Regions from separate parts of the Mus musculus genome. Here regions 2, 3, 4, 5, 6 and 7 are each linked to region 1. The links are chromatin loops, found by intact Hi-C in ENCODE. Cell type or tissue: left cerebral cortex. All regions are shown on one strand. Region 1 holds the start of Sh3rf3 (SH3 domain containing ring finger 3). Region 2 overlaps Sh3rf3 (SH3 domain containing ring finger 3). Region 3 has its middle 22 kb from the start of Gm40670. Region 4 overlaps Sh3rf3 (SH3 domain containing ring finger 3). Region 5 overlaps Sh3rf3 (SH3 domain containing ring finger 3). Region 6 has its middle 45 kb from the start of Gm23223. Region 7 overlaps Sh3rf3 (SH3 domain containing ring finger 3).

Evidence for each region. A loop is a pair of places that touch in the nucleus more often than their neighbours do. Peaks named below come from ENCODE experiments on the same cell type or tissue, not always from the same donor. Only the 100,000 strongest peaks of a DNase experiment are listed, where the experiment ranks them.
Region 2: a loop joins it to region 1, with 2.5 times the contacts of the local background. A loop is called at or near these places in 3 of 42 quality-filtered maps.
Region 3: it touches region 1 in a loop (5-fold over the local background); 22 of 42 quality-filtered maps call a loop at or near these places.
Region 4: it touches region 1 in a loop (2.0-fold over the local background); 3 of 42 quality-filtered maps call a loop at or near these places.
Region 5: it touches region 1 in a loop (3-fold over the local background); 7 of 42 quality-filtered maps call a loop at or near these places.
Region 6: it touches region 1 in a loop (6-fold over the local background); 18 of 42 quality-filtered maps call a loop at or near these places.
Region 7: a loop joins it to region 1, with 4 times the contacts of the local background. A loop is called at or near these places in 3 of 42 quality-filtered maps.

Annotation. Positions count from the first base shown.
Region 1 is chr10:58,810,137-58,814,136 of GRCm38, forward strand. Sh3rf3 (SH3 domain containing ring finger 3) reads left to right here and starts at 3,223. Exons shown (of 10, transcript NM_172788.3): 1 at 3,223-3,990. The coding sequence starts at 3,439. In left cerebral cortex, CTCF peaks have their summits at 2,166 (motif pointing right) and 2,365; DNase peaks (open chromatin) are centred at 1,132, 2,215, 2,630, 3,133 and 2 more places; H3K4me3 peaks cover 2,732 bases; H3K27ac peaks cover 1,820 bases.
Region 2 is chr10:59,070,763-59,074,762 of GRCm38, forward strand. It overlaps Sh3rf3 (SH3 domain containing ring finger 3), which reads left to right. Exons shown (of 10, transcript NM_172788.3): 5 at 1,174-1,274. Among named protein-coding and RNA genes, the nearest start is that of Gm23223, 120 kb to the right of the region's middle. In left cerebral cortex, a CTCF peak has its summit at 2,202; a DNase peak (open chromatin) is centred at 2,242; H3K27ac peaks cover 285 bases.
Region 3 is chr10:59,287,320-59,291,319 of GRCm38, forward strand. No RefSeq gene overlaps it. Among named protein-coding and RNA genes, the nearest start is that of Gm40670, 22 kb to the left of the region's middle. In left cerebral cortex, a CTCF peak has its summit at 1,931 (motif pointing right); no DNase peak of the experiment used is centred here.
Region 4 is chr10:58,868,457-58,872,456 of GRCm38, forward strand. All of the region lies in intron 1 of Sh3rf3 (SH3 domain containing ring finger 3), which reads left to right. Among named protein-coding and RNA genes, the nearest start is that of Sh3rf3, 57 kb to the left of the region's middle. In left cerebral cortex, no CTCF peak of the experiment used is centred here; DNase peaks (open chromatin) are centred at 1,642, 2,194, 2,901 and 3,566; H3K4me3 peaks cover 386 bases; H3K27ac peaks cover 1,035 bases.
Region 5 is chr10:58,934,229-58,938,228 of GRCm38, forward strand. All of the region lies in intron 1 of Sh3rf3 (SH3 domain containing ring finger 3), which reads left to right. Among named protein-coding and RNA genes, the nearest start is that of Sh3rf3, 120 kb to the left of the region's middle. In left cerebral cortex, no CTCF peak of the experiment used is centred here; DNase peaks (open chromatin) are centred at 1,585, 2,353 and 3,552; H3K27ac peaks cover 644 bases.
Region 6 is chr10:59,148,410-59,152,409 of GRCm38, forward strand. It overlaps a transcript of Septin10 not described here. Among named protein-coding and RNA genes, the nearest start is that of Gm23223, 45 kb to the right of the region's middle. In left cerebral cortex, a CTCF peak has its summit at 1,617 (motif pointing left); a DNase peak (open chromatin) is centred at 1,625.
Region 7 is chr10:59,087,405-59,091,404 of GRCm38, forward strand. The region is part of intron 7 of Sh3rf3 (SH3 domain containing ring finger 3); the gene reads left to right. Among named protein-coding and RNA genes, the nearest start is that of Gm23223, 110 kb to the right of the region's middle. In left cerebral cortex, no CTCF peak of the experiment used is centred here; DNase peaks (open chromatin) are centred at 2,023, 2,653 and 3,053; H3K27ac peaks cover 939 bases.

The DNA.
Region 1 (4,000 bases):
CCTTACCACTTTCTGGTTCCCAGAATTGGAAACAATCTTGCAAATGAGATCTGACAAGTCCGAGGTCTGATGGGACTCTTTCCTCCTGTATCACAGCCTGTAACCTTACATTCAGGCATCTGAAGACTTCATGACTTTCCTCTACTGCCAATGCTAGATGGACGACACATGTTGGCTCACAGTATTCTGGTGGTTGACTGAATTCCCAGCTATTTTTATATGAATGGCTGCAAAGCCAGCTCGTCCATCACTGACTTACATACTTGGCTTATTGAACATGTGAAACTTTAGCCAAGAAACCTAAAACTGTATTCGTAATGCTTCAACTATTTAGGCCACACCCTTGAGTTTTTTTTTTCTTTCAGACTATACTGGAATACTTCAACCAGAACTTGCGAACTGGAGCTCTTTGGGCTAATTTAGTCACATATTTATTTTTGGTTGAATTTGAAAACAGAATTATTTGTCGACTGTTCAACATACTTACAGAAAGTTAGGCCTCTAATTCTCTTAAAAGACAGGAAGATGTCGCAATACTTGACATCGTTTCTTCAGAACAGTGAATGAGAGATTGCCACTGTCAAGGAGTCGTCTTCCCTTGGAAGGTGCAGGTAGCACATCACAGGGTGGAATCTAGCTGCTGACCTGATTTGCATGCCCCGCCCAGCCTTCACTCGACTTTGGCAACTGGGGCTGACAACTGTGGGAGTGGGCTGTGGTGGGTGCTGGGGCTGACCGGGATCACAGGAAACCCAGGCACTATGGGTCCAGTAGCTTTTCATTTATCCATCTTCACTGTGGTTGTACATAATGAGGGACTCAGAGGACAGACATGTCCTGGGCTCTCAGGACATCTTTTTGCTTTCCTAGATGCTTGTTCTGGGAACCATACTTCCTTTTCTGTGCCACTTCCAAGGGTGCTGCCAGATTTCATACGGTTTTGCTTCTTTCTATAGACACCACCTCAGAGGACAGCTGCTGCTAGCTCAGGCTAGGTTACAGGACTTTCAAACTTCTAGTAAGACCATGAAAGTATCAGATGCCCATCTTGTCAGTGGGTGATGCTAATTTCATGCTATACTGCTGGATCCAGTACAAGCGGCAGTCATATTTTCTATCATGCGGTGACTGGTGCCCAGCGCACGGTGGAGGGAAGGAGGAAGCCACCACATATACAGGGGAAGAACATGGCTTAGGAGAATCTGCCTGCACTAGTCTGCCCCAGCCCTTAGCCTGTAGTCCCCTAAGATTACTTTTATTTTGCACCTTTTAAAATTCTCCTAAGCTTTATTTCTCTCTTGCATCCAAAAGCACTCAGGCTATATCATCATGGACAGCAACTTTGTTCTTTGTTCTTTGCACACACACCCTTTCCCGGGTCCTGATCACCACTCATAAATCAGGCATTCTGGACCCTCTCACAATTCCCCTTGGGTGTTCCTGAGCAAAAGTCACTCACCTCCCTACCCCCTTCATAACAGACAATAGACAGACATAGGCAATAATAGACATAGACAGACAATTCTATCTTATACCCTTGCCAATACTTGTGTAAATGATACAGAGATCGGCTGGGACAACTCTATGCTCCTGGGAATTTCCAGAGACTAGCAGTCTGATAGGAACTCAGGATATCTGGAATTGGGGTGCTAAATACTGCATTCAAATCATCACTGGATGAGATCAAGTCACTCTTTCGATCATTCAATGGATATTTACTAAACACGCCGTGTGGAAGATACTACTACACTGTAAGGGACACGTGGCTTATAGGCAACCGCTCTGCTACCATGTGGTCTTTTTGCATTTGGGTTCTGTGGTCACAAAAACCACATTTAATAAAATGGCTTCATAATAATGAGAATCAATTTCCTTACCCGTGTAATGAAGTTAAAGCAATTATTTCACAGGGTTGTTTAAGAGCATTAAAACAATGCAGATATTATGTTGGCATTTAAGTATCAGCAAAATTTTTTTCTCCCTAAAAACGAAGAAAAGTGACATTCAGCTTCACAAACAACAGGGCAGCCCAACCGGCAGGAGGGGCATCCACACCACTTTGGATGCTTGCCCTGGCATCTCCCAGCTGTGCATCATCCAGCTTTCTGGACCTTTGCCTGTGCGGGGCTCGAGAGCGTTGGGAACACGAGGGGCCCACCAGGGGGCAGCACACGGTAAGAAATCTTGTACACCGACCGCAGCCCACCGCCAAACTTCCCTGCTGCTCCAGGTCCTCGTACGTACTTCCGTCGCTCTGACGCTCCCAGAACCCCGGGCATCGGGAAGGAGCGCACATTCCCCCTCTTTTGAGCCTCCCGAGGAATATTTGGAGCTGGGTTCATCAGAGCTCACCAGAGCGGGCGCTGGAGTCTTTCACCGCGCCGCCAGGGGCGCGGCGCTCGGCCAGGGTGTGCTGGCGCGTGGGCGGCGGCGTCAGTCACACATCAGTGATTCTGGAGAGGGCAGCCGGCTTCCCGAAGGAGTAGTCGCGGCCCCGGCAGCCCCCGACCCGGCCATCTCCAGCGACTTCCCTTCTCGCCTCAAGGGACACCCCCGCACCTATACCCACAGCTGTCACTTGGGCATGCTGGCAGGAGAGGGGACACAAGCAAGAGTGCTCCCTGGAGTCGTCCAGAAGGATGCCTGGGTGTCTGATGCGTCCTCCGGCTGCTCTCCAGCGCTGGCTAAGAAAGCAGTCGGGATGATGCTCCCAAACTTTCCTTCGCGGAGGCGTTGAGAAGAAACGTCCCTTCCTGAAGCTCGCGGAGAATCCAGAGTCTGGCGTCCAGAGGGGACAGGGCCAAGCCTGCGCAGGGGAAGTTCTCCGGAGCCCCGGAGGTGGCCTAAAGGGAGAAGCTCCAAGGCAGGAGAGGTGTCCGTTTCCCAACACCCCCGCAGTGACTGTGACCTCTGCGCGTCCCCCGCACATGGTCCCGCGACCCAGGGACGAGATCCGGCTGAGCTAGTTGAGCAAGGCGGCGGTGCTCTGGCAGCCCGAGGGCGCATGGAGGCGCCGAGGGGGGCGGTGCGGCTCGCCTGCGGCGCGGGGGAGCGTGCACGCCGCGCCCCGGTCTCCCTGGGGACCTGGCCGGCCTCTCCCTGCACTCCCCGCTGCTGGGCTCCCGGGCGCGGGCGGCGCGGCAGCACAGGTGTTGCCCGCAGCGGCGGTGCGCGCGCGTAGGCTGATTGGGCTCGGCTGGCTGGAGTTGCCTCGGGGCTCCGGAACTCCGGTGCCTGCCTCGCGGGCAGGCTCGGCGTGTCACTTTGCAAATCGTGGAGGCTAGTGCCTCGGGCTGTCAGCACGCGCCGCGCGGGGACCGAACCCTGTTTATTGACGGCGACTGCCCGGGCTAGGCGCAAATGCCCGCTCTCCTCGGCGGGCCGGGCTCTGGCTGCTAGACTTAGGCGGCTCGCTGGGCCCGCGCTGGCGCCTCCCCCATGCTGCTTGGGGCGTCCTGGCTGTGCGCGTCCAAGGCGGCGGCCACCGCAGCTCGGGGCGAGGGCGAGGACAGGCAGGGTGAGCAGCAGAGGGGGGCCCAGGCGAGGACTGAAGAGGATATGGACGAATCATCGCTGCTGGATTTGCTGGAATGCTCTGTGTGCCTGGAGCGCCTGGACACTACGGCCAAGGTGTTGCCATGCCAGCACACCTTCTGCCGACGCTGTCTGGAGAGCATCGTGTGCTCGCGCCACGAACTACGTTGTCCCGAGTGCCGCATCCTGGTGGGCTGCGGTGTGGACGAGCTGCCCGCCAACATACTGCTAGTGCGCCTGCTGGATGGCATCCGCCAGAGGCCCCGCACGGGTGCCAGCCCGGGGAGCAGCCCTCCCGCGCGCCCGGGCCCCGGTACGTTCTCAGCGCTCGCTGGTGGCGCTGGAGGGGCGACAGGCAGTCCCCCGTGTTCTCCGGTCTTTCTCTCAGCGGCCGCAGGCAGCTCTACCTCCAGTTTGTGCGACGTGGCGACTAATAGGAGTGTGCCAGTGGCTAAGGTAAGAATGT
Region 2 (4,000 bases), 260 kb after region 1:
TTGAGCTGGATCCTACTTTGTGCCTGTCGCTGGACCTTCTTTTCCTCAGGCTCTTCTCCATTTCCATGTCCATTCTCCAGTTCTTTCAGACAGAAACAATTATGGGTCAAAGTGTGATTGTGGGGTGGCAACTCCATCCCTCACTTGATGCCCTGTCTTTCTGCTGGAGGTGGCTCTTCAAGTTCCCTCTCCCCAGTGTAGGGCATTTCATCTAAGGTCCCTCTCTTTGAGTCCTGAGAGTCTCTCACCTCCCAGGTCTCTGGTACATTCTGGAGGGTCCCCCAACCTCCTACCTCCCGAGGTTTCATATTTCCATTCTTTCTGCTTGCTGGCCCTCAGGGAGATTGTCACTTTTAAGCAAACAAATTCTGCAGTTGTAAAGGAGAGTTCCTGAAGAGAACTTGTCCACAAAAAGATGACTGATTAAAAGTTGAGTAGCTGTGGGGAGGTTGGAATGTTGCAGATCCAGAGTCTAATTACAGTTTCTCTTGGGCTATTTTTTAGCCCAGCTAAAGAGCCTTCCCTTGCCTCAGTGTCAGACCTAACATCCTCATCACCAGATAAAAGCCTTTGGAATGTATAAACAGAACCCTATTCTCCGCCAATCAAAGGACTTGGAGTACTATCGGGGGAACATCAGAACCGCAGCTGAGATCTCTCTATTGTGGTGTAATAACCTAGCTAATATTTCCACCATAGATTCGCAAAGCATCTTAATTGATAATTTTCTTTGTTCTATTACTTTAACAACTTCACGAAACTGCTTCCACGATGGAACACAGTGTTTGAGGAAACCTAAATCTGTGTTCCCAGGCCATAGCCGTCTAAATTGGCTTACAGAACCTTTCATATAATTTTCATTTCCACACACTAATAATTAGTCCAGGTTCTAAGGATAAAGCTAGGCCTCTACCCGACAGGGTCTCCTCCCATGTTGACCTTGGGATGGTACTTAGAAGGGGCCCTTGAAAGATGCCTTGAGCCACCAACCTCAATGCAACAGGATAGCATATGTGATTCCTAGCCAAGGAAGTAAGGCGTGAGGACTGGGAAGATGGAGGCTTTGACACCGAGGGAATGGATACCCGTGGCTGCTGGGGGCCTACTGAACCACTTGTTCCTTAAGTGAGACCTTTCTTCTACTCACTCACGTATCCTCTTGTGTCTTTTCAGGACTCCTCTTCCGCTGGACCTGTCCCCACAGCCCTCCCACGAGCTGCTGCAGTGGCTGGAGAACAGGGCATGTCTCCCAAAGTCCAGCTGCCCCTCAACGTGTGAGCTGCCCCTCATGTCTGTCGACATTCTCTGCACACTGGCATTTACACAAGTGGTTCCTAGTGGGTTTTTCAGTTGGTTACTAGCTGTTCTTTGTAGTCGCACTTGTGTGTCGATGCTTCCCTGAAGGGGAGTGTGAAAAGTCTCTTAACGCTGCTGTCCCTAGGATAATTAGGAGAAGTGAGGGAAGACTAATCACACTGGACAGCACAGGCCCTCAGTGGTCTATCAAGAAAGGAGTCAGCTATTTATTTCTTAGAGCAGGTCCCAGAGGTTGCTGTTCAGGCTCAGCTTCCCCGGGGAGGCGAGGCTAGACTGCCGGGCTGGGACTGTAGAGACTGCAGACAGTGAACCAAGAACAGACTCTCAAGAGGCAGTTTCAATGAGACAGCTTTTGAATGGGGGTTGTGGGGGGAGGGACTTAAACCTTTGAGGGGATGGAGAGAGGCTTTCCTTTCAGGGTGATTGAACATCATTGGCAGAGGCCAGAGTGCTATGGATGCCTCATTTGCATAAGGAGGAACTCCAGGTGCTGCCAGACATGACCTTATAAGGGGAGAAGAAGTCTAACCTGGCTACCACAATGTGTAACCTCCTGGTGGGGGGTGGGAGCATCATAGAGATGGAAGCACAGGGCTACGGGCATTGGGACATGCAGGCCTGGGGCAGAGGGGCAGCGATGCTGCTCCCGCTGATCTCAGGATGCAATTTCTGGGGTTTGGACATGCCATAACCCCACTCTTCCTCCATGCCTGCTCCCCATGGCTCCCCAGCCCCACAAGAGGTCCCTGAGCTCTTGGGTGTCCTGAGGATGGAAGGGTGTGGTGAGGTCAGCAGCCATCCTTGGAAGTATGATCAGCAGATTAATTCTGCCGGCTCAGAAGTGCCACCCCGAGGCAGGCCAGCTGCTTGCCAACCCCAAATATAACCACATGAATCACTGCCAGGAAATAAGGTGTTTATCTTGTTGAGGAAATTTTCTCTGCTAAATTACAGCATTTAAGCGAAATGTGGAATTCTAAAACTCCCATGTAAATAGTCTTCTTGAGAATTAGATGGCTTCTGTATTTGGCAGTGAGCTCAGCCTCTTGAGTGGATGCTTTAAGGTGGAGTGGATGGAGTTGTCAGGCATAGGAATAAGGACAGACAGTTCCGCCAGTGTAGGCAAGCCAGTGGGACAGTCAGGCTCTGTATGGTGCAGAATTTAAAGCGTTGGGGGAAGATGCTTCTGGACAAAACAATTTGCCAAGTTCAAATCATTTCTCCAGATCACCTCAACCACCCCGTGCATTCCTGCCTTGCTCATTTGGCCAACGTCAGATGTTAGACTTGAGAATGGATAAGAAAGTTCTGAACACCTTCTTCTTAACTTGCTCACTCTCATGATTAACCAACCTAATAAAAGAAACCTGAAACGTATCCACTTTTCTCCTGGCTTCCGAAGGAAACCAGACTAATAAGCTATCTTCCAGATTAGTGTTCAGGTTAAAATTCACCTTTTCAGCAGGACTAGGTGTCAGGTAGAGGTAGCCTGCCTGGTTTGTAGGTTCAGCTATCCTTTAATTCAGTCAACCCCTCATGGGTAGACAATATTCAATAAGAAATCCCAGAAAGTTCCTCAAACCAAAACTTGGATTTTCCATGCCACATGTGTAAAGCAATGTGCAGATGCAGTGTTCAGTATTGTGCCAGTGAGAGAGAATGGATACAGAAGAGTGACATCCATTAGATGCAAGTATTGAGCCGGTCTTTATCTGGGATGTAGGCATCTACGGATTTAGGTGCACAGGGTATGCTGGGATCCTGAGAGTGCTGACCATGTATGGCCATATTCCTGGTCTGCTACTATGGTTCCATTATAATCCAGAGGCCAAGAGAAGTAAGTGAGAAGGATGGAGAGAAGAGCTGGATGCAGGGCACCACCTCTGAGGAAGTGGGGCTCCTGTCTACAGGAGATGGCTTTGATACAATTCCTCATATGGGAAACAGGACAAAAGCCAGTGATGAGCCTAGGCTCATTTTTGTGTCCTCACAACTAGGCAAAGGCCTAGACCCAGGCTCTCAACAAGTACCTACATTTCCTTGAAAATCAAGGCACCCCATTCCTGGATATGGAAGGTTCTCAATTATTATGTTGGGCCAGCTACCAGAAATGACTTCTATGTGTCTGAGACCTGGGAGTCAGGAAACATCCAAATACATTCTTTGAGTCTCAGTTGTAGACAATAAACACAAAGGGCCCTTCTCCCTTCCTAGCCCTCTCTACCACAGAAACAGTCACTAGGATCTGCAACATGGCCTCTCCTTACTCCCTCCCTCACCCCAGGTCACATTGCCCCTATTGAGCTTGAGACTCATCTGTGTAGCCCGAAGGGAGACTTGATTATCCGATATTACCTGGAAGTAACTAACCGACTTGGATGGGGGGAGTTGGCAGGCAATACAGAGACATTGTGAGCAGTAGACCAATTCATACCTTCTAAGAGGCCAGAGAAAATGTCAGAGTGTGCATCCATGTCCGTGTACTGAGGAGCAGAGACATGCTTACAGATGGCATACATGTTACAACGACATACATGGCCCAATTTGAAAACCTCATGGTTGAAATTCTATGTTGCATGTTACTGAACAGAAGATGAGTTTTCTGAGCAGGTGTGTGTAGCCTGACCAATCCGTACTTTCTTTTTTCTTTTTTTTTTTTAATTAGATATTTTCTTTATTTACA
Region 3 (4,000 bases), 480 kb after region 1:
ATGCCTTGAAGTGTCCTAGAAAGGCTGTTTTATTCGGTTTCATCAGGGTCCACAGTTGTAAAAGAGGTAATCTGCAATGCCAACCACATAGTGTCCCCTAAGGGTTTCCTGATAAGGGGCTGCTCAAGGCAAGGAAGATGAAGGACACAATCTAGAAAGCACAGGCGGCCCCTTTGCCAGGAATGCTAAGGGCTCTCCATGAGGGTAAATAAAGACCACTTGCCAGGAACCAGCAAGATGGTTTAGGGAGTAAAGGTACTTGCCAAAAAGCTGGACAGCCTCAGATGGATCCCTAGGATTCAGGTGGTAAAAGAGAACCAACTCCTGCAAGTTGTCCTCTGACCCCCCCCCCCACACACACACACACATGCTTGACCCTCACCTCACCCCACCACACGCACAAATAAATGAATGTCATTTGACACAAAACGAAACCCACATGCTTGACCTGGTGAAGCTGTGCCTGTGTCTCGATGCACACAGATGCTGTCAGTCCTATCAAGCAAAAAGCAGGCATGCTGCCTATGCTCTGAAGCCCCTTTAAGGCCCTCAGAACTATCTTATCTGAGCATCTGTGCAGAGTCAAGCCAGAGGCACACAACACTGTCCAGATCCACAGGCCAGTAACCAACAGCTTCCTAAAACCAGGAAAGCCCTCACTCAAACTAGCAGTGGCTGCCCCTGGCTCCTGTGGGTTTCAGCTCTTATCTTCCTTCCTTCCTTCCTTCCTTCCTTCCTTCCTTCCTTCCTTCCTTCCTTCCTTCCTTTCTTCCTCTCCCTCCCTCCCTCCCTCCTTGCCCCCCCTCTCTCTCTTTCTTTCTTTCTTTCTTTCTTTCTTTCTTTCTTTCTTTCTTTCTTTCTCACTCTCGCTCTCTTCCTTCCTTCCTTCCTTCCTTCCTTCCTTCCTTCCTTCCTTCCTTCCTTCCTTCCTTCCTCTCTCCTTTTTTTTGCTTTTCTTTTTTCTTTTTTGGAGGGCTAGGAAGTGGGAGCAGGGTGGAGGAATTGTTTTGTTTTTGATACAGAGTATCACATACCCCAAGCTGGCCATAAACTTTCCATATAGCTGGAGCAGGCTGGCTTACACAGTGCTGGGAATGGAACCTGGGAGCTTCATACATGCTAGGCAAGGACCCTACCTGCTGAGCTACACTCCCCAGCCCCGTCCAATTCAGGCCTTTAGACCTCGCATTCATGCCTGATATATCCTATGAGGACTATCTAATTTACCATTTCCTTTTGTTTTGTTTTGTGGGGGTGTGGGGGTGTGGGTGCTATTGTATATTTTTGAGACATGGTCTTGTGTAGGTCAGGATAGCCTTGAACTCAACTAGGTTGCCAAGGACACCTTGAACTCTTGATCTCCTGCCTCCTGGTCATGGGACTACAGGCATTTGCCCACATGCTTGTGTTATTCATAGTTTCTTTGCATTTTAAGTTATGTGTATGTGACCCTCTCTGTTTGTCTCTCTGTCTATTTCTCTCTTTCTCTTTCCGTGTGTGTGTGTGTGTGTGTGTGTGTGTGTGTGTGTGTGTTGTGTGTGCCATCACAAGCAACCCTGAAAGGAAAATAAAGGCACTGGGAGACAGCATGCATACAAAACAGGCTTACCCCAGTCAACATATGGCAGCCCTGGGGCATGGCAGGTATGTGAAAAGGTGTGCCCAGGCCACCATACAGAGACATTTGCATGCATGGCAGAAATCCAAACAGGAGTGCCCATGCTAAAGCATGGTTGTGCTGAGACATGGCAGATGCCTGAACAGGTATACCCATGCCACCACACAGGGCTGCTGGGAAAGGCTTTGCATGCAAACAGGCTGCCAAGTGGCAATCCACAACATGATGCATGTGCAAACAGGTGTGCCCAGATCGCCCCAGGGAGTAGCTGAGGTTCAGTCGGTATGCAAAGACGTGTGCTCAGACTGCCACATGGTGGCGCTGTAACACAATACCTGTGTGAGCAGGTGTGCCTTGGCTGCCACAAGGCAGGGTTGTGAGCAGGTGTATGTAGTCACACTAGGACGTAGCTTGCATGTGAGCAAGCGGGTCCACACAACCATGAGGTAGCATTAAAATACAATATATGTGTAAACAGATGAGACAAGGCCTCCAGCCGTTACTGCGACTCAGAACACATGCAGACAGAGGTGCCTCTGCAGCCATGTGGTGGCTCTGACACATGGAAGATGTGCAAATAGGCGCGGCCAGACCTCCACAGTAGATATGTGAACAGTTGTACGCATGTCACTGTGTGGTGGCTGTAGGATGCAGCAGGTGGGTTACCTGAAGCACCAGTGACATGATAGGGTGGCACTGGGACCCAGCACCGGTGTGAACAGGTGTGTCCTTGCTATGAGGTGGCAGCACTGGATGGATCACAGCACATTTGCAAACAAGCGTGCCACTGTCACCTGTTGGTGGTGGCGAAACATGACAAGCATGTGCCATGTGCTGGACCATCAGGTTTGCATGCAAGCATGCCTGTGCTCCACATAGTGGCTCTGGGACACAGCAGGCATGTAAACAAGATCATGTGACAGTTCTGGGACACAGTGTGGGTATGAACATGCAAGCCGATGTCACCATGCGGCAGTGCTGGAACATGGCAGGCATGCAAACAGGTATATCCAGGGGCCACCACTTGGCAGCTCTGGACAAGTGTGAGTAGGTATGCCCATATAGCAACATGGCAGTGCTGGATATGGTATGTATGTGGTTGGTGTGCCCAGGCTGCATGTGGCAGTACTGCCATAAGGTGGGGTACCAAAAGGTATGCCTCTGCTGCCGTGTGTTGGCACTGGAAACGGCACACATGGAAACAGATGAGCCCAGGCCATTGCACAGCGCACATGTGAACACACAATCCTAGGCTGTCATATAGTGACCCTGGGACACCGCAAGTGTGTGAACAGCCCTGCCCAGGCTGCCATGTAGCAGTTCTGGGACATGTCAAGTTTTCAAACAGGCATACTCAGGCATCACACGGTGGCATGGAGATACAGAGGTGCAAACAGGCATCCCCACACTTGTACGACTCGGCACTAGGACATGGTGAACAGGCACACCCATCCAGCAAGCTTCCAGCACTGGGACACAGAGTGCAAACAAGTGAGCCAGCACTACCAGGTGCTGATAATAGTGTTCTCACACTGCATGTGTGAGAACAGGTGTGGGGACACACTGCCACACGGCAATGCTGGGATTCAGCAAACATGTGAACAATCCTGCCCATGCCAACGCATGTTGGCTCTGGGACATGGCAGGTATGTGAACAGGTGTGTGTGCGCGCGCGCGCGTGTGTGTGTGTGTGTGTGTGTGTGTGTGTGAGAGAGAGAGAGAGAGAGAGAGAGAGAGAGAGAGAGAGATACCAAGACCAAGACACGCAGGTGCGTGAACAGGTGTGTGTGTGTGTAATACCTGGTGCACAACTGGGACACAGCAGGTGCGTGAACAGGTGTGTATGATGCCAGGTGCAACATGGGACATGCAGGCATTCCTACACCACCACTTGGCTGTTCTAAGACATAGAGGGTGCATGAATAGGTGTGATATTCTGCCATGTGGCAGTGCTGGGAAATGACAGGCACACAAACAGGAGTGCTTGTGTGGCCATATGGGTGTGGCCATATGGTGGCACTGGGATGTGGCAGGTGTGTGGATAGGCATGCCCTCACTACTGTGTGCTAGCACTAGGAAACAGCATGCACACAAAAATAACAACAAGTGTGAGTAGGTTGCCATGTTGTGTAGATTGGACAAAACCAGTGTACAAATATGCCTGTCAGGCCACCGCACTGCAGGACTCAGATACGGCAGATATGTAAACAGGTGTGCCCAGGCTGCCATGCTGGGACATAGCAGGCATGCATACAGGTATGCAGGCACTGCCCTGTGATGGTGGTGGGACACGTCACAGGTGTGGAAAGTTATACTGTAATGTATCCTCACTGTGATACGGCAGGCATGAGAACAGGAAGATTCACATTACTATGTGGTGGT
Region 4 (4,000 bases), 58 kb after region 1:
TGGAAGAGAGCTCTCCGAGAAGGCCAGTCTTTACTGCAGGATTCATGGACTGCTTGGCTCGTTAGCACAGCTTTTATCCCAGTAAGCGTGTTTTAGAGTGTAGGTTAAATGGTGGGCATGAAGACGCAATTTTACCATGGTGTGTAGTGGGAACTTGTACTAACATGTCTCAAGGAAACAGAGTTACCCTGTGTGCTGCAGAAATGAGAAAAACCAGAAGGGCCTGGGCCACTGAAGCTTTATGTAGCCTGGAGCCCCAGGCTGCTGACCTGGGAGACTGTCCTCACACCCTGCTGGTCCTGTCCTTGGAACACAGTGAGGATGGTGTGTCCTCGAGGGGGAGTGATGCAGGACCTGGACACCTTTTCACATGGTGTCTTGAGATAGACCATACAGCCATTATTAGGAAATTGTGAGTGGCATGCGTACAGAAGTGCTTCGTGGTCATTAGTGCCATCCTGCAGTGAGAAGAATGGCCACACTGTTCCTGCTATCCAATACCATCTTACTGCTCTAGTGTAACCTCCCCCCAAGTCTCACTGTGCCTACCCCCAAATAATAGTGTCCTTCATTCTTATCTCCCACGAAGCTGGCCCTGTCCATCTTTCCTGTGTATGCGGAGACTCTGAGAACACTTTTTTGCCCCTGTGCTACCTCCCCTCTCTTGATCATTGCTAGGGTCCGCTGTACACTGCCCCTGCACTGACCGACTTACAGAGTGACTGTGTCCTGGTACTGCAGTATGTGTTTATGTGTTCGTAAAGAGCTCCTGGGTGTAAAACAGAATACTCTGCATTTATAGTTTCTCAGTTTTACCTCGTTCTAGCTATTGTCATGGTCAGTCTTAAAGAAAAAGAAACCCAAGAATCAGAGATGATAATAAGGCTCTCTCTCTCTCTCTCTCTCTCTCTGTGTGTGTGTGTGTGTGTGTGTGTGTGTGTGTGTGTGTGCGTGTGTGCATGTGCCTATGTGCAGGCAGGTGTGCACATGCCTCTGAGTTTGTGTGGAAGTGCGCATGTGTGTCTTTCTGGACCCTGTCACCATCTCTGTCCTTTTGGTTTAACCTTTGTATCCTTCTCTTGGGTGAATGGTGAAGTTAATTTTGCAGATGCCATTGCCTTGGCTATTGGTAATGTAGCATACCTCTCTAAAGAAGAAGGGGACTCCTTTCTGGGATTGAAATCACATCTAAGGGGAATGTTATAGGAAGGTTATCAAATTCATTCAGTTGATTTCAAATAACAGTCTGCTTTTGAGTTTTCCTCTTTAGGAAAAAAAAATATGTAGTTTTAGTTAAAACCAGATTCTTTTCTTTCTGTTTGTTGATGCCCATTGTCTTTCTTATCTAGATCAGGATTTCTGGACATCCATAAATTATTCAGGTGGACACGTAAAGGTGCAGAAGAAAGGCCTTGGCTTATGAGTCCTTAGGATGGTGCAAAAACAATGTACATTTCAATAGAAATTACTCCAAGTTTTGACTTCTGATCTTTTCCTGGGCAAGTCCCACAGGATGGCTCCATGTTTGGATGCTGGACAGCAACAGTGAGTCACAGCTCCCAGAAAGCCCTGCTTCAGGACTGGAAAACAGTCAGTACACTTGCATGCACTGGAGGCTGTGAGCAGCAGAGGGTGTTTAAAAGTCCCATGTGTTCAGTGCATGTTTGACTTAGGGCACTTTTGACTTGAGGTATACCCTCTGAGCAATTGGGGACCCACCAGCTATAGCTCCACCTTATATAAGCTGACCACAAGCCTGCTTTCTCTCAAGTCCCTACAGTGGTCAGATGCCACAGTGTGAGAATCGCTGTTCTAGAAGTCTCCTAAATTCTGTTTCTTCAGGCATTGGCTCTTTGAAGAGACCAGGTGTTTTCTTTCTTTCTTTTTTTTTTTTTTAAATAGAATGTCTCACTTTCTGAATTTGTTGGTCATTTCTTTGGGCTGTTCTTATCCTTTCTGTAAAGTGTCACCTGGGACAGAAGTTAAGTTTAACCCTGTTCAGGTATCTTCGAAGCCTTCCTCTGGGTAGAAAACAGAGCTGAACTGATGGGCATATGGAAAAATAAACTCTAAGAGTGGAGAAGAGCTGGTTTCCCTGACAGCAGAGCTGTGTAACGTGTGTGTTACTGGAGCAGGTGGCCAGCTGTTACCCCGTGAGTGCTGCGGGGTAGGTGTATGGTGGTATCTCAGCAGAATGCCAGGCTTTGAGGGCTGAAAGGCAGCCCATTGTCCCTGGAGTGTGCCCCACCTGAGATGTCTGTGAGAGTCAGAGATGATAAGAAGGCTCCTGTGTTTGTGTGTGTACGTGCACACACATGTGCCTCTGAGTGGGTGCATGTGTGTGTATGTGTGTGTGCAGGTGTGCACATACGTGTTCAAGTGTTCATGTGTGTACATGTGCACATGTATGTGTGTGTCTGTGTGTGTATACACACACATGCCTCTGAGTGTGTGCAAGTGTACATGTATGCATGCGTGTGTGCATGCAGGTGTGCACATGTGAGTATGTGTTGTGTGCATACCTTATGTGTATGCAAGTATGCATGTGTGTACATGTGCGTGCGAGGGTGTGTGTTTAACATTTCTGAGACTTGGGTTGAAATTCCCCACTCTCTATTTTTTTCATGGAAATCAACTGTAAGGTTATGAGTTATTTGTTGCTTAAAAGAAAAAAAATGTAGGGATGCATTTGTCTTTATTCTGTATCATACCTGGAGTTATCACAGTTCCTTTTCAAAAGTGTTTTAGGGTTAAAGAGCATCCGAGAGCCATGGGTAAACAGCAGCGTACACTCCTGAGACGGCTCTTCTAGCTCTTTTGGTGTTTCACTAGGAATTACAAGTGTGTGCATGCGTGGGTGGCCAGCACCTCCAGGGAGGATCTCCCTGGAGATTCTCCTTGGTGTGAAATATTCTGGGCACTTGGCCGGGTATTTTTAACTCCAGGTTCTACAGGAAAGGGAACAAAGGATTGTTTAACTCTGGCTGCTCTGGCACTAATAAGATCATCCTTCAGGCCCATCTGTGGGCCTTTGCTTATTTCTGTGTTAGTAAGTCTCTCTGAAATAAACATGGGCATGCATGTACCGGACTGAGCGCTGTGTCTGCAGGGAGAGAAAGCAGCCGACTAACCCTAAGGCATCCTTTTAGAATCTGTCCTGGCTCCTTTGCAAGAACAGGCTGGTAGAGCTGGGTAGGCACTGGAAGGAAGTCTGCATGTGCTGACAGAGGCTGACATACAGGCTGAAGATGTGATGTTTGAGAAGCCTGGGTGTCAAGTTTAATGACCACGCTGTCATCCTGTGTAAGCGGAGGGGGCCATTTACATTGGTTCATTTTTATGAACTGAAATGATTGTTTCTGAGTAACATTGCTTGTATGGTAATCATTAAAATAAGCTGTGTCGATGAAATAGTTTATCTCCGATGTATGCCAATTTAAAGATGTCTTCTGTGTTTTTTTTTTTTTTTTTTATTTCAGGGGAAGGAAGCAGGTTGCCATGGAAATGGTATAGGGGAAAAAAATGACAAGCAAGAAAGCTTAGCAGTTTTGGATTTGGAAATATTTGTGACGTAGGTAACTATGTATGTAATAATGTTATACAGCAGAGCCATCTGCCTTTGGAAGGATGTGTGTCACAGGCTTTTATGGGAAAGCATTTTTATTAGAAGCACAATTTGGGCTATTTTTGGTATTTGTGGGCTATTAAAATGTGGAAATTGTGAGCAAGAAAGATGCAATGGAATCCTAAACTTGTTTCCAGAATGCAATTGTCATATGCCATTACATGTCACAGAGAGAGTCTGGAAAGCTGTTTTGATCTAGAAAGCGCAGATCCAGGAAGATGTCTGTCCTGAGTCGAGTATTTAATAAGCTAGCATCGCCTGGACCCTGACTAATGAGCACCCTGACCACTGAGAGTGGTGCCCTTGTTCCTTTTATTAAACTATACCACACTGTTGGGAAGCACTTAGACAAAGCAACTCCCCTTTCCATCTCTC
Region 5 (4,000 bases), 120 kb after region 1:
GGGGGAGTTCTTTTTGACCTGCCAAGCCTGGGGTTAGGCTAAATTCTAATAATAGTTCCCGTGTGCCTGCAACGCCTGTTTCCAGGCTTTGCCAGTAACCAGAGTGCAGGGGCCTCTTGTCTGGCTTTCTGGTCTCCAGAATCTCATCTTTAACACATAGGTGATGACAGTGGTTGGGTCTCATGGTGGTCTTATTCTGATATTAAGGAAAGAGGTAGAATCACATGGCCCACTATTTCAAACCCTAAACATTTGTAGTTTTACGTTTCCCTAAGGAGCCCATGTGCATTGGAATCTATGAATAAATCACCCATCTCTCATCTGTGGATATTTAGTGGTCTCCAGATCATACACACCCCTATGCCTTGTATCCCAGTAGAGAAACACTTCCAATGTCTGCTTATGATCCCAGGTGATTGGATTCTAAACCACAGCATGAATGGGAGATACATTTATCCGTGGGCCTAGCAGGACCAGTGAATGTCTTAGTGAGCTTTCTATTGCTGTGCTAAAACACCATGACCAAACCCAACTTGGTTTTATTTCTGATTATACTTTATAATCTGTGGTGGAGAGAAATTAGGGCTGGAACTCAAGACAGGAACCTGAAGGTAGGAGCTGAAGCAGAGACCATGGAGGGGTGCGGCTTGCTGCCTTGCTCCCCATGGTTTGCTCACCCTGTTTTCAACCTAAGACCATCTTCCCAAGAACACCCATGGTGGTCTGGGCCATCCCACACCAATCATTAATATATAGGGAATGCCCTACAGTCTCGCCAGTGTAATGCAAGCATTTTCTCAGTCGATGATCCTCTTTCCCAGGTAACTCTGTGTCAAGTTGACAATAAACTAACCAGGACAGTGGGATACCATACTCAGTGGCTTCTATTCCCCTGCAGAGCTTCCTCCATCCTGACCCTGTCTGTGCAAAGAGGCTCAAGTGAAAGAACCTTTGTTTTCTTTCTCTCTCTTCTGAGGAAAGGGCCTTTTGTCTCTAGCTTCTATGGATTTGTGGACTATTTCTTTCTGGGTCAGGATGTTTGAGATTCTTTTCAGGAGTGAGTCCTAGGATGCTGCCTATCTTCAGTTACAGTTCCCTGAGCCCTGCCCACAATATTGACTTTCAAGTGCTCTGTAGTTACCCAGTTCAGTATACATACCTCAACTCACCTGCCAATTAAAGGAGCCAAGCAGGAGGGATGCTGGGAGTTCATGTTTGAACATAGATGACTTCAGACATCCATACTGTTGGTTGAAATGTTTCCTACATGTTGGGTCCCCTTGTGATGCCATCTGCTGTGACGCCATCTCATGCCCTGCTAAGTCATGTTACTTGCGAGACGAGGCTACCAAGAAAACGTCTTGAGCTTGTTTCCAAGAAAAATAAAGAAACCTAAATGTACTGTGCTTGCCACCATTCAGAATCTAAATCCCTGGGCCATCTAAGAAAAGGAAGTTAAAAATCAGGATGACTGTCATTAGCTGTAATTGCTTTTGTGCAACTCCAATTAGAGTTCCTGGAGGCCTGGAGTTCCGGGGAGGCCGCCCACGGTTCTCGTGCATTAGAGCGTATGAACTACTGTCATCCCCGGGCCAGCTCACAAGGGAGGCATTTGAATGTGAATGTATGTACCAGCTCTTAAAACCTGGTGAACCCACAAAATATGGTAGCTATTAAAGACATTTTTCCCTCCCTGCACTACTAGGCACCCCAGGTGACCCTCCCCAAACAACATTTGCCATGTAGGTCTGAAACCTCCTTTAGTACCTTTCTGTGGGGGATTGTTCTGTTTCTTGGTAGCAGAGTGGGACATTTACAAGGCGAGACACTGCCACTGAAGGAGACTGGCTTCATTTTACTTCTTGATACAGTTTTTTGCTTTTCCTCCTCGTATAATAGAGGAATCCTGCCAGGACCTTGGGAGATTGGCGACCCCCATCATTGCTCTTGGAACAATTTCAGAGTGGTAGTTGTAAAGGAGGGTGCTCAGGATAAGATGCAAGCTGCTCTGGAACTGAAGCCATTTTCTTATTTCAGGCCTCCTAGAAATCTTAGGTGATGGGAAAACAGATGGACGTCCCATAAAGAAAGTCATCCCCCTGTCTACAGAGCATAAAATATTGTATCTTGAGCACTCAGGAGCACAGCTAAGAATACACTGACGAATCTATTTGTGGGCTGATGGAGGACATAAAAAAAATGGTCTGATTGGCAAATGAAATGGTATTGTGAAGCTCGCTAACGCTCGTCAACTGTTTTTGGACCGGGTGTTAAATTATAACTGGAGAGCTGGCATTCCAAAGCTAAACTGGGACTTTCCAAGCTGTCAAATGCAAAGAAAACGAATAAGTGTCTTTCTCTCCACCCTCCCTCTAGCCCCCCGAGAGACAAAAGCTGACACAGCTTGGACAACACGCACTCCCTGCTGTCGATGACCAGCTGGGAAGATTCTTATTGTTTACCTCCAACTGGAACAGAATTTCAGTTTTGGCTTCTCCACAGAGGAGTCTAAAATAACCATTTTAGACAGTTATTGGAACCTGTTGTCTGTATGTGCGTTTGAGTTTCTGATGCTGCCTGTGGCACTTTGCCAAGTAGCTTTATGCAGTAGTCATAGAAATTTGTATGAGGTTCTCTTATGGATGCTATGGACCTGTAGTGCTTGGATAATATCTTCACACTAAACTGCCATGGCTTCTGCTTTGAGTGGTAGCAAGTCATGTTGATTCCCATCTCTTTTATGCATTCTTGCTGTGGATAGTATACCTGGGCTTCAGGCATGCTTTGTGTGTGTGTGTGTGTGTGTGTGTGTGTGTGTGTGTGTGTGTGTGTGTATGGATGAATGAATGAATGAATGATATCCTGGGTGCATATCAATCACTATGGAGCCTGCCAGATTCCCTTTCTTATGTGTCATTGTTCTGCATAACCATGCTCAAGTGCTTATGTAGTTCCTGGTATAGCAGGACATGACATGGGAGGAGTCTAGAGCTGGCTACTAGATTGGGTCAGAGGGAAGCCAGCATGAAGCAGAGTTCATGAGTATGGGATGGGAGGTAGAGCATCGTGCAGACACGATTTCTTTGAAAATATGTGAAGACAAATATGGAGAAACGCCAGGAAAGCAACAACAGAAAGCTATCAGGAGAAAGGCGAACTCAGAAATTTCTCCTCCTATTTGTCCTCCTTTCCCTCCTCCACTTTCTCTCCCTCCTCTACCCTCTGCCCTTCCCCTCTTCCTCCTGCCCCTCTGTCCTTCACCTTCTTCTCCCCCTCCTCCTCCCTCCTCTCTCTCCTCTTCTTCCTCTTCTTCTTCCTTATCTGCTTGACTGGGACATGGGCCACTTTGCATTTCTATGTTCCATGTGCAGCTGCCTCTGTTGCTCTTGGGTGGACAAGACCCATCTCCTGAACACAAGTGGGGCCATTGCTCTTCACTTTCTGTGATTGCTTGGAGTGCATGCTGCCTTGCCTTGTGGGAGTCAGATGGAGGGGGTCTCCATAGACACCAGGCTTGGGTCCACGTGGGAAGCATTCTTTGGAGGAGTGCCCAGAAGATGCCAAAGAGCCTGTGGGAATGATTGGTAACCGTTTCTGATGTCCCCAGAGCCCACACAATTGCTCAGTGCTCTGACACCTGCCTAGCTTGTGTTCGGTCTTGTGTTCTATACAGGTCTTACCACAATCAAGAACCAAAAATACAGAGGCCCCCATTCTGGCTGAGACTGCCCTTTCAGGATTCACTACAGCTCCCTGTCCCTGGCCTGCCAAAGTCTGAGCCATGTTTATTCTCACTCCTCATCTGAGAAGAATGTATCGTTATGTATCTCTCAATGTCTCAGAACAATTGAAAACATTACTTTTGCTCACTGTAGAATATAAGGTACACATGTATAAAGGGGTATTTTAAGAAGGAAATGAGGCTTGTTTTATTCATAAGCCTTAGAAAGCCCTTGCTAGTCATTTGGGGTTCTATTAGTATTTTGGGGGTCCCGTACAG
Region 6 (4,000 bases), 340 kb after region 1:
ATAAAAAAGGTCTGAATGAGGAGTTATCTGTATCAGGTGGCCTGAGGGCTTGTCTGTTGGGAAGTCTCTTCATTGTTAATTGATGTATGAAGATTGAACCCGCTGTGGGTAGTGATTTCTATGCTCTACCACTTAATAGAGACCTATTGTATCTGGCAGTTGCTCAGGAAGAGAGGGTGTTGTTGTTGTCGTTGTTGTTATTGTTGTCGTTGTTGAGAATTTTTCCACTAGTAGACTGCCCATGCACCAGAGGACTGCCCCACCCTCATGCACATACAGGCAATTCTATCAAGCTTACTGAACTAGCAAGAATAAAAGGGGGGGAGTATCGAAGTTGGGAGGAAATATGTTAAGGGGCCTGGAGGGAGAAGGTGAGAGTAAACGGGGGAAGATATGACCATATTTTCCTGTATATATGACTAGCCTGGAAGATATAAGATATCCTAGAGACTCTGGGGCGTATAGCCCTCAAACTCTGATCTCCCTTCAGGACCAGGAAAACAGCCATAAAGAGTTGTCCAGTCTTTCTGCCATCTCTCCAATGTTGAATAGTTCTCCTTTTCCTGCTTTCCACTATTAATTTGCCTCTTTTTAATGGCTTTTTGAGGACAGGTGGCTGGACCTGACATGGGGCACAGGCTGTGGCCCAAAGTTTGATAAAATACACACATATAAAAATCTCAAAAATAAAGAAAAACTTATTTTAAAAAATGACTCTAGCTATCCCAAAAGATGTAAATCCTATGAGCTATGTACCTCATAGTAAGACATACCCAAGGGAACAATAGTGGCACTTGTAGTTTGAGGGTAACCAACAGCCATCTAATGGGATTTATGGCCCACTTAATAGAAGACAATGCACACCAGGTATTGTAAACCTAGTCTATTACCCGTGGCTGCTGAGGCCACAGATCTTAGATGAGAGCCTGATACTGCTACTTCCCTAAGCCAGTATAATGTCTCACTGCAATCTCAAAATGGTTCCTAATACTTACAGACCACCCCTCATCAAAGAAACTTCCTTTGTAGCAGAGCACATTACAGAAAGCTCTAACCAGTCAAAATACAGAGAAGAACTGGCCTTGTGGAGTACAGCCCCAGCTGTTACGTCTACAATGCAACTACAACACCTAAAGGTCCAGGGAATGTCGAGGAAGAGAGTGCAGACAGATTGCAAGAATTAGAGGACCAGGACATCTGCTCAAAGGTGTCTTCTATGTATGACAGGGAAGTGGTACTCAGCAAATCTCAGCAGCATGGCTATCTGAACAGTTCCTGAAAGACAGCAACAGCAATCATCCCTAGGTGAAGAGCTACTGGCAAGTAATGTTGCTGGAAAGAGAACGGGGCTTCTTCAGGGACAAATCCCAAATAGGTTATCCAGCCCCAAGAGGCTAGCTAGTCCTAATTACATGTACGCAACAGTAATCGACCTCAATAGGCTGTGTTTATGAATACGTGTGTCTAACAGTAGTAATTAAAAATAAGAGGCCATAAATTTTAGAAAAAGTAAGAAACATAGGAGGAGGTAGAGTTGGAAATTTAAAAACCGAATAATTAAATAAGGTTCTCAGGCGGTGTATCAGCATCTTAGGGTATTAGAGCTCCCTCTGTTGGCAGCATAGGGAGTAGATACTATGAATGGGATGCCAAAAGGAAGTGCTTCAGATGCCTGGCACGTGGCAACTGTGTCCTTGCTAAAAGTGTTGAGAGGACAAGGAGAGAGGTGGAGAGTCCTAAAAGTCTTCGTGATGAGCAAGAAAGGGGTCTCTTAGGGGCTCAGATAGCGCCCATCCACAAAAGACAAGAGCTTGGTGTGCTGGCGGAGTCTTCCACCCCAGCCCCACCACCTGTTAGCACACTAGTGCAGACTCCTATGCTCCTTTCAGTCTCAGGCCAGCAGGAGGAGCCGAGCCTGGCTACCAGCCCTGACTTTCCTGGGACTGTCCCCATACACGCCATACCACCAGACATGAGGCCAGGTTCATCTCAGAGCTGCCTTCCTGGCTGGCAAGGCTTCATGGCAAAGACCAGACAAGGTCCAAGTCCTTAAATCCCTTTCCCAGGCTACAAAGCTGCAGTTCTGGAGCCAGAGTATGGTCACGTTGGCCCTGACAAAGAGGAAGATTACAGGGGCCATTGATGTCCGACCCTGCTGTTCTACTATAGTGGCCTCTCTCCTTCTGAGGGCAGAACCTGACCTTGGTACCAACTGGTGTCCTGAGCAGACAGGAACTACATCCAACACAGTAATAAATTTCCGGTATAGTTCTAAGTAGCTCTGGGGCATCCATCTGACATCTGAACTGGCTGCAGAGGGGTGACCCTACATTCTCTTACCTGTCCCAGCCCAAGGGCAACCAGCTATTGTTTTAGAAATTCTTTCCTTGGACCTGGCCTGAGAGCTCAGACTCCTTTCTCCTCTATCTGATGTAGCCACAGGCCCCTGCCCCTACTCATTGCTCTTCCCCCGTGTATGGCTTCAGCACTTTTGCATCCGAACTGCTCTTGCTGATAAAATCCTCCCATGATCCTTTCCCAGAAGCCAAGACATAGCTTCTAGCACTCACCCAAGCCCTTCCACCAGCCCCGGGCTCCTCAGTTCCAGGCTTATCCCTGTTCTTTAGAGGAGCCAGGAGTGCCCAGGGCAACTCCAGAGCTTCCTTTGCCCTCTTCTCCGAGGACCAGCCTTATCTCCCACCGTCTCCACCGCCACACTAGATACTCTGGAGAGTCACTGCTCAGGCTAACTCAGGGACCCCTATGAAACCGGCTCACACCAGAAGCTGGGGGATAAAGAGGTGGAGCTTGGCAAGCAGGCTCTTGCTCTAGGAGAAGCATAACTTAAAAGTCCCTCTACCCAGAAGAGAGCCACACCTCCTCACAAGATCCAGGCCCTTCCCCCACTTGCTCCTTAACCATGAAGGCAACTTTTGGCTGCCCCACCTTACATCCCTCAGGCCTACCTCCATGTAAAGGGTTTGCCTGGGGCTCCTGATCCCAGCGGGGAGAGAAGTCTGCAGTAGTCCACAGGGCTCTCTCACTTGTGCAGTAACGCAGGTACCTGGCTCACACTTCCCTAGGGCATCCTTCCAGTATTACTTTCCCATCTTAGTGTCCTACAAAAGTCTGCATCCGAGCCCCAGTTATTCGTGATCCATCACACTGGGCATGGCAAACACATACATCCTACCTGTAGCACACGCAAAGTGCAAGCACACTCTCACAGACATATCCTACCTGTAACACAGCACACATATGCTTGGACATATGTGCATTTACACACATAGCCTTCTCCCTCCTGGTACTAAAATACAAAATTCCTTTCCAGTAACACTTGCCTATGTTTTGCGATATGATTTTGAGTCTGAAACAGAAACTGCATCATGGGAGAGAAAAGAGAGAGGTCTCCTGGAGTGAGCCTGTGCTCACTCTATTCCAGGGAAAGCCTGGAGCAACACATGAAATGGCCAACTGCAGGAGAACTGGAGTCATTAGCAGACCAAGCCCTCACCACGGCCACATTCTGGGCTCCCTCTCCCTCGTCTTCATAATCTTATTATCCAGCACAGTGAACTGAGGCCCCAGAGCATATGGTAGCCTTGGGGGTTAGGATGCCTTGATACATGCCAATGAGCAATCCTGGCACACCTAGAGGCCCATCTGAAAGCAACAGCCTTCAGGCCTATAGATTTCCTGTCTTCAGCAAGTCTTTAACCTTGCATCAGAGCTCTCTTGACCCGGAGCTGGGGATAGAGAGAACCTTAAGCTGAACATATTCTCAAGTCCCTTTGGCAAGGCAACAAGCCCAGCTACTGTCTCCTCCAGTGGTCTCAGAGTTCTGAGATTTTTCTAAAACTTATATCCAGCCAGATCTGGTCTTATATAATTCTATAGGAATCCCTACAAGCTAGGATAGCTGTTCCTATGGCATTATTATGTTTATGTGCCCAAACTGTTAAGTATGGAGTTTCTGCTTTGGACTCAGAAAAATACACTA
Region 7 (4,000 bases), 280 kb after region 1:
TCACTGTCTGGAAGCCTAGCAGAGAGCCAGTAAGAATTACTTAGTAGCAAGACTCCCTTAAGAGTTCACATCCACATGGCCCCACAGTGCCATTGACATTACCATTGCCCAATAAAAATAACCCAAAGGGAGAAGGTGTAGCCCATGTTTTTCTTCCCTCCATTCCCTACTATCCAAGAAACTCTTCTCCTCAAAGTGCAGATGAGGGAGAAAACATAAATTCTTTGGAGCAAAGATACAGCATTTGTATATGAGCTAGCCAAACCATGGCACAGTCGAGGGCCCGCAGAAAGCAGCTTCCTGGATGTAAGACCATACATACCACTCTCTGCTTATATGTTCTCCAGTCATGATTGATGGGACTGTGTGTGTGTGGTCCATGCACCCACCCATCGGACCTGAACCTCAGAACGATATCCTGCCCTCACACTCATATGACAAGTGGAGGCTTACATGAGGCAAAGAGAGTGGGCAGGCCCTCACAGTCTGAATTTGATGTGGATTGTTTTGAGAGCATGGCATTGATGCCTACTCAATGGACAGAGTGCCATCCCCATTCTTGGGTCCTCACTCACTGACTGACTGACAGACAGATTCACAAACTCCCTTGGAAAATCGATGCCATCTTGGAGGGATGGCTCAGGGTGCTGGGAGGGGCAAGGTCATGGTTGGACATATGGGAGAAAGTAGGGGCAGGGGAAAGTCCTGAGAATGAGCCAAAGCTGGGATGAACAGCCAAGTAACTCCAAGAGTAGAAGGAGAAAGAACATGCTTGGTGTGAAAGAAAGGAGGAAAGTAGCCATGGATGATGTGGGAGAGCGCATCTTCATGCAGATGACTGCACACAGCATTTTCTTCCCTTCCGTGTGGTTGCAGATGCCCACGGTCAACCAGCAGGGCAAGCATAGTGTAGTGAGAAGGGTAGGGAGATGGATAGAGAACCACATCCATATAACGTAGTTGTTATAACTGTTGAATTTCATTATTACTTGCTATTGTTGGTCCCACAGCATGCCTACTTTATAAGTGAAAGGGTATTATAAGCATGTATGGTTATATAGGAAAAACAGAATATATGGAGTTTAGTACTAGCTGTGTGGTTTGAAGTAAACTAGAGGTGATTTTGGGAGAGCCCTTGTAAGAGAAGACAACTGCCGCTTTGTCCAAGTGGAGCACACAACAGCCTGGTGAAAGCAGGGGCTTGAACAGCAGATAGACCTGTGCTCAAATGCTGAGGCTCCCAACATCACTAGCGCCTCAGCTTCTCTGTCTGTAAATTGGGAAGATTGGTTGTGCTCACTGCCTAGGATGATTGTGTAGATGCTAGTGATGTACTGGAAGTCAGGAGTGTCTAACACATAGGAAGGGAAAAGACAACAGTGATCATTAATGAAGGTTCTAAGAAGAGGGGAATCTTAGGGCCGTGTAGGGGCATACCTCTGTACTCTGAAGCACTTTAAAGCAGGAGTGTAACATCTTACCAAAGACCACCACAGCACAAGGAAAGAGCTGGTATACAGCTTGTGCCTATAACAGGAGTCAGCCAGAGAGGGTAAGCAGCCTCGGGGGGGTCTGATCCTGCACCGTGGGCAGAGGGCAATGAGCAACTCACAAGGCACAATAGTTCCATCTGAGATAGGAACTCCAGAGATGGGACATAAAGATCTGGAGGACCTAAGTCAGATTCTGAAACGGGTCACCTTGAGAGGATGATGGTGTCATGTCCAGCCCAGAGGAAGTGGCTTATGGAGAGATGGCAAGCCAGCTTCAGAGGCTGTGACTTTGAGACAGGCAATGAGTATGGTGAGCCCTGGGTATGCTAGCTGTCGTGGAACAATATCCTGCTGTAAGAGTGGTAGCCTATACTAAGAATCTCTCTCTCTCCCCCACCCCCTCTCTCTGTCTCCCTCCCTCCCTCCCTCTCTCCCTCCTTCCCTCCCGCCTTCCCTCTGTCTCCTCCTATTGCTTTCTGTCTCACAAACATACTCCATGTATGGTCAAAGGCAGTTCCACAGGCCCAGGCTTCTTTTATAGTAGGCAAGATGCACTTGAGCCAGGTCTGGAAATACATGTCCTTGTGTGTGCTTCCCCTGGGAAGGGAAGACACAAGGAGCCATGTAGACCATTTGGGGAGTGAACGGAGAAATGGTTAAAACATTCAGCTTTTCAGAGACAATAGGACAGAAGTCTTGTTCACCATCGGAGGTGCCAAATGTCATCAGTGAGTGCACAGCAGACTCTGGTGCCCAGTGTGTAACACCATCAGTGAGCATAGGGTGGACTCAGACACCTGCTATCCACCAGCATCAGTGAAAGTCCAGAAGGAAGTTCTTGGGGATTTTATAGTAGTAGCCATCAAAAAAAAAAAAAAAAACAGAACTGGCAACAAGCAATGTTTTCTAAGCACCCCCTGTCAGTGAGCCCCTAAGTCCAACTCTAGTGAGCCAGAGACTCCTATAACTACCCACAAGTCTTGCGTGAATATTTGGTTTTACTTACATTAGCAAGGCTTCCAGGCTATGTCTTGCAGCCTTAGCCTGCTGTGACCTGGAAGCACAGTGGTCCTGGACCCTCTTCCCTCATGCCTCATCCCTGTCTCCCATCCTCCAGCTCGCCACGCCCACGCGGCTGTGTAAGGTGTTATGCTGCTAGTCCTGGGTGCCCTCAGGTTAGAGATGCAGCCGTTGTGTCTGGCTAATCATTTCCAGCTTAGTTTCCAGACCGGCCAGCAGCTTTCCAAGATGTTGAACTCAAATATGCTGAGGTAAAGGATACTCCTATTCTTCTGGTTATGAGCATCTCCTCAATCACTCAGCCCAGCCAGTGTGCCACACATGCCCGTCTAAGCTGAGCAGCCCTGTTGGCACAGCAGCCTCGGGTTAACCGCCAGCATAACGGCCTTTCCACACCAAGCCTCACTAAAGCTTTCCCAGTTCAAACAGAAAGTGAAGCCCTGCCAGTCATCACTCCTGTCCGCCATGACAAGCAGTATCAAAAGAAATGGGTTTGGCTCAGGGCAGTGCAACACCATGCACAGTCTGTCACCATAGCAACTATGGCACTGTGACAAGCATTCTCTTCTCCCGGTTTAATTTTACATGTGAGGAGAGTGAGATGTGGGATGGCTAAGTGGCTGCCCCAGTGCTGTGACCTAACGCTTGTCCCTGTGCCATTGTGCTGTTGTCATGGTCAGGTTAAAGAATGGCTCCTACCCATGGCCTATCAGTACATTAAATGCCACTGGGTTCCCACAGCATTCTCCACTTTATTCTGCGTTTAGAGAGGAAAAACACTGTTGACACGACAAGTAATGGATTGTTCGTTGCTGTAATTGCCCATTTCAGCAGCTCCTAGCCCTGTGTTGGGGGGGAGAGAGGGGCGTTCCCACAGTGTTCTCATCTCAGCCCAAGGCAGGCAGTTTGACAAAGGCTTAATTGCATCGGCCATAGAGTTTGATATGATTAGTTCTACTTAACATACCCCTGTCTTGCAAGGGCATAGCACCCCTGCATAGTGCCCATGTCCTTTATACGCTCTCGGAAGCAGAGCCCAATACAGACATCTGTTCATCAAAAACAGATCACAGAAAGCAAACCAACAACCATCAGCACCAAGGAAAGAACTGAGTGCAGATGCAGGGCACCACAGGGATCAGAGGTGCAGAGAGGACTCCAGAGACCCTGTTCCTGGGCAGTTAGAGGACGAGGCAGAAAACAAGCACCTGCAGTCGTTTGAAAGCACATCATAGAGGCGTAGGTGGGCTGCTAAGGAAACATGAAGAGAGGTGACCTGTTCATTCAAACCCAGAGGACAGGAACCAGGGCAGGAAAGGAGCCAGAAATGTTTTCAAGAGGTCACCATCCCTTCTCAAGGCAGGTAGGTGCAGTGTAGGCAGGTGGGGTAGGAAGGGTGTTCAGCAGGACCAGCCAGGGCAAATGCAGGGCCCTGAAAACAGCTCCCATGCTCCCACAGGGCAATGCCATTCCTAGGCCACCCCCTG